Regions from separate parts of the Homo sapiens genome. Here region 1 is linked to region 2. The links are chromatin loops, found by intact Hi-C in ENCODE. Cell type or tissue: gastrocnemius medialis. All regions are shown on one strand.

The links. Peaks named below come from ENCODE experiments on the same cell type or tissue, not always from the same donor. Only the 100,000 strongest peaks of a DNase experiment are listed, where the experiment ranks them.
Region 1: it touches region 2 in a loop (2.3-fold over the local background); 8 of 110 quality-filtered maps call a loop at or near these places.

Annotation. Positions count from the first base shown.
Region 1 is chr2:97,986,523-97,989,022 of GRCh38, reverse strand. All of the region lies in intron 1 of TMEM131 (transmembrane protein 131), which reads left to right. Among named protein-coding and RNA genes, the nearest start is that of TMEM131, 8.2 kb to the left of the region's middle. In gastrocnemius medialis, no CTCF peak of the experiment used is centred here; no DNase peak of the experiment used is centred here; H3K27ac peaks cover 756 bases.
Region 2 is chr2:97,934,821-97,937,320 of GRCh38, reverse strand. The region is part of intron 1 of TMEM131 (transmembrane protein 131); the gene reads left to right. Among named protein-coding and RNA genes, the nearest start is that of TMEM131, 60 kb to the left of the region's middle. RefSeq lists an enhancer at 664-1,165. In gastrocnemius medialis, no CTCF peak of the experiment used is centred here; a DNase peak (open chromatin) is centred at 970; H3K27ac peaks cover 2,500 bases.

The DNA.
Region 1 (2,500 bases), 52 kb before region 2:
ATCCATCCGTGGACACTAGGCTTGCTCCTACCTCTTGGCTCTTGTGACTAATGCTGTGAAGTTGAGTATGCAAATATCTCTTCAAGACCCTGGTTTCAACTATTTTGCATATCTACCCAGAAGAGAGATTTCTGGATCATGTGATAGTTCTATATTTAATTCCTTAAGCAACCACCACATTTCCATAGTGGTTGCATAATCTCAGAATCCCGTGAATAATGCACAAGGATTCCAATTTCTCCATGCCCTTGCCAACAGTTGTTTTTGTTTTGTTTTGTTTTGATAGTGGTGTGAGGTGCTATCTCATTGTGGTATTGATTTGCATTTTTCTAATGATTAATGATATTGAGCGTCTTTTCATATCCTTCTTGGGCATTTGTATATCTCCTTTGGAGAAATGTCTATTCACGTCCTTTGCCCACGTTATATTCAGGTTTTGTTGTTGTTGTTGAGTTATAGGAGTTCCTTATATATTCTGGATATTACCCCTTATCAGATGATTTGCAACTATGTTCTCCCATTTGGCAGGTTGCCTTTTCACTCTGTTGATCATATTCTTTGAACAAAAGTTTTTGTTTGATATAGTTACTTTTGCTTTTGGTGTCATATCCAAGATATCATTGCCAAATCCAATGTCATGAACTTTTTCCCTATGCTTTCTCCTAGGCATTTTATAGTTTTGGGTCTTATGTTTCGGTCTTTAACCCATTTTGAGTTAACTTTTATTTATGGTGTAAGATAAAGGGTATAACTCTATTCTTTTGCATGTGGATATCCAGTTTCTCCAGTTCCATTTGTTGAAGAGGCTGTCCTTTCTTCACTGAGTAGTCTTTGTGTCCTTGTATGAAAATTAATTGGCTATATATGCAAGGGTTTATTTCTGGACACTTTATTCTGTTTAACTGCTCTGTGTGTCTGTCTTTATGCCAGTACCAGACTATTTTGAATACTATAGCTTTGTAATATGTTTTGAAATAAGGAAATGTGAGACCTCTAACTGTCTTCTTCCTTTTCAAGATTATTTTGGCTATTTGGGGTCCCTTGAGATTCTGTATGAATTTTAGGATGCACTTTTCTACTTGCCTTGGGATTTTGGGATTTTGATAGTGATTGTGTTGAACCTATAGATCACATTGGGTAGTATTGATATCTTAACAGTATTTTAACCCATAAACTTGGGATGTCTTTCCATTTATTTGTGTCTAATTTTTTCAGCAGTGTTTTGTAGTTTTCAGTGTACAAATCTTTCACTTCCTTGGTTAGGTTTATTCCTAAGTATTTTATTCTTTTTGATGTCATTGTAAATAAAACATGCATTTTTGAACTAATGATTTTAATCAGTGTATCATTAATAGTTGTAAATACATAGTTTTTAGTAAACACTCCATATTTGAAACAAGAAAAAATGCTGCGTACTTAAGGTATTTCGTTAATTACCTGCCTATAAAATGAAAGACATTTAAGCCCTCGTTAGTTCTAACAGTTTGTGACTTTTTTTTGTTTTTGTTTTTTTGTTTTTTTGAGACAGAGACTCACTCTGTTGCCAGGCTGGAGTACAGTGGTGCGATCTCAGCTTACTGCAGCCTCTGTCTCCCGGGTTCAAGCGATTCTCCTGCCTCAGCCTCCTGAGTAGCTGGGACTACAGGTGTGTGCCACCACGCTCAGCTAATTTTTGTATTTTTAGTAGATGAGGTTTCACGGCCAGGATGGTCTCGATCTCTTGACCTCATGATCCACCTGACTTGGCCTCCCAAAGTGCTGGGATTACAGGCATGAGCCACTGTGCCTGGCCAATTTGTGACTATTTTTTAAATCAGTTATAATGATTGCAAAGTGATATGGCAGTTTGGTTCTTGAAAGCTGATTTTTTCTGTATAGTTCTAGTATTACATTTGGATCAAAGGATGTGCTAGTTAAAAACTGTCTTGGCAGTGAAGTTTGAGAAATAGCATAGCCAACTTTATGGATTCAGGTTAATTAGTGGTTTGTATTCATGGTATGGCAAGGGCCCTACATGGATTTTCTTTTTAGAGCATGATTAAACTGGGAGCAGAAGATTTTCTAGGCAATTATTCATGGTACAAAGGTGCTCTGTGAAACCTAACTGTATTTATAAAGATCTTTGAGATAGTTTATGTTTGTCATTCCAAAAGTTATTAGGTAGAGCAGTGTACAAGAGAGGGTAGTGTGCTTTCAAACCTTTGGGCGAAATTGGACCACCTTTAGAAATGCTTCTATGGATTGGTGACATGGGCTCATCTGAAGTATTGCTTCTTGATTAGCAAATGGGAAATGAAGTAGTGGTCAGCACTACCAAGAGGTAATGTCTCTTTCAGAATGGGTGCAGCAGTGGTTATGTTTCAGATATAGGGGAGTTCTTAGGTATTTAGGGGTCCACCTCATTATTCTGGGTGGCTTCTGTTGAGTTATGGCTGGGCATGAAAATAGGTTACTGAGAATTGTTTTGAAGAGAGATGTAGGAAGGAAAAAACAGGCAAGG
Region 2 (2,500 bases):
TGCCTGCCAAAATATGCTATTGAGCCCCTCTGATGAATTATTTTAGTTATTGTACTTTTATGTCCAGAATTTCAATTTGCTTGTTTTTTCCAGTTTCTTTCTCTTTATTGATATTTTCTGTTTGGTGAAGCGTTGTTCTCATACTTTAGTTTTGCACGTGGTTTCCTTTTTTCCTTTGAACATATTTAAAATAGCTTATTTAAAGTCTTCTAGTAAGTCCTGTCCTCAGGGACCATTACTGTTGATTGCATTTTTTCCTATGTATGAGCCATACTTTCTTGTTTCTTTAAATTTATTTGAAAACTGGGCAGTGGGAGGGGCTCATTTCAGTTACTGTGCTTTTCTATTTGGTTATTTTAATAATTTCTTTCTCTTCTTAATATTCTCCATTTGGTGTGACTTTTAGTTCTTTGGACATTATTTCCTTTAGTTCTTTGAATATATTTAATATAGCTGAATTAAATTATTCAGTAATTCTAAAACCTGGGCTTTCTCAAGGGCAGTTTCTATTAAATACTTTTTGTCCCTTTATACTTTTTTGTTTCTTTGTATGTCTCTCAATTTTTTGTTGAAAACTGGACAACTAACATATAAGGTGGCAACTCTGGAAATTAGATTTTCCCCTCCCTAAGGTTTGTTGTTGTTTTTGTTGCTGTTTGTTTAGTGGCTTTCTGAACAAGTTATTTTAAATCTATATTATTTGTGGTGCATGGCTACTGAAGTCTCCGTGTGGTGAGCTTCATAGTCATCTAATGATTGAACAGAGATTTCCTTAAAAACCTGGAACCAGTAATTCTCCCCATCTTTGTTGAGAGGCCTGTGTATTTGCGTACATATGTGTGTGTTGGGGCACATCAAAACACTCAGCCGGGCAGTTGACAGCTGTTCCTTAGCCTTCCCCTCCTGTTTACACAAAGCCTGGGGTCAGCCCCAGGTGTGAGAGCTTAGGGATGTCTCAGGTTTCTTCTGAGCACAGGCAGAGCCAGAGCCCGATGCGTACACAGGACCTTCTAGATTGGCAGGAAGGTGTCAACACTTTTTACAGCCCCTGTGGACATCTTATTCCCAACTTTTCCTTTTAAACTTTTGGGTCTGCTTATTGTTTGGCCCAACTGTCATCTACCACATTGTTCTGCAGCCAAATTTTTAAAAATTTCCCCTAAAGGTTTTTGACAACTGTTACCAGGGTCGAGGCTTTTCACAGTGGGAAAGCTCTGAGTCAGGTCAAATAAAAGTAGCCTTCCAGGTGGGGCCTCACTGGGACTCACCACACAGATCAGATAAAGACAGTTCTCTGGAAATCAGGCTTTCGAGGAGCTGCAGCATTGTTCTGCCACCCTTATTGCCTGTCAGGCTGCTGATTTTCACTGTGATTGGGCTGTTGGTTATAGTGCTGTCACAGAGCTGGAGAGAAGAGAATGAGAATAGAAAAGTTAAATGCCACATATTTCACTGTTCTTGTTGAGATTCAGCTTTTTAAAAATGTATTAACATTCCATGGATTGCTGCAAGCTTTTGGAGATTGCTGCAAGCTTTTGGTTAATTGCCAGAGTTCTTAGAAAGTTTATTCTGATGCTGCCAATTTTCTTGTTCTTGTTAGAATTTTCAAATGTCCCTAACTTTGCCATTTTCACTGACAGTACCTCTGTTGCTTTTTTTTCTTCTTCTGTGCTATTTTGTTTCTTCAAACTATTCTCAACTTTTGCTGTCAAAACCAGTTGATTGAATTAACATTGATAATGGCATGTAGGTCCTGAAATTAAATTTCATTATCTTAATATTATAAATATTAACCCATTTAAGAATCACTATTACAAAAACATTTTGAAGATAAACTATTGAGCAGGTAGAACTAATTACCAGAATTTATCATTAGCTATTTCATTTTTTAATACAGATTCTTATTGAGATCATTTTAGAATCATACACTGTTATAAGAAGTTATACAGAGAGATCCTGTGTAGCCTGTACCTGGTTCCTCCCAATGGCAATATCTTGACAAAGAATACTACAAAGTCACAACCAGGATGTTGATCTTTTGATAGGAATGGGTATTTCATTTTCACCATCCTGATATTGTGGCTTTCATTACCATTTCCCTGATGGTTAATGATGTTGAACATCTTTTCACTTGCTTATTGGATTGTTCTTTTCTGTTTGTTTTTGAGTTCTTTATATAGCCTAGATCTTTAGACTTTTGTTAAATATGTAGTTTGCAAATATTTTATACCTTTTCGTAGTTTGTCCTGTCCTACTCTTAACAGGGTCATGTGAAGGGCAAAGTTTTTAATTTTGAATGAGGTACAACAATTTATCATTTTTTTTTTCTGGATTGTGCTTTTGGTGTCAACTCTAGGAACACTGCCAAACCTTAGATCCTGAAGATCTTCTCTATCCTTTTTAAAAAGTTTTATAGTTTTACATTTTAAATTTAGAGCAGTGATGTATTTTGAGTTAATTTTTGTATAAGTTGTAAGGATTAGGTCAGGGTTCTTTAAGA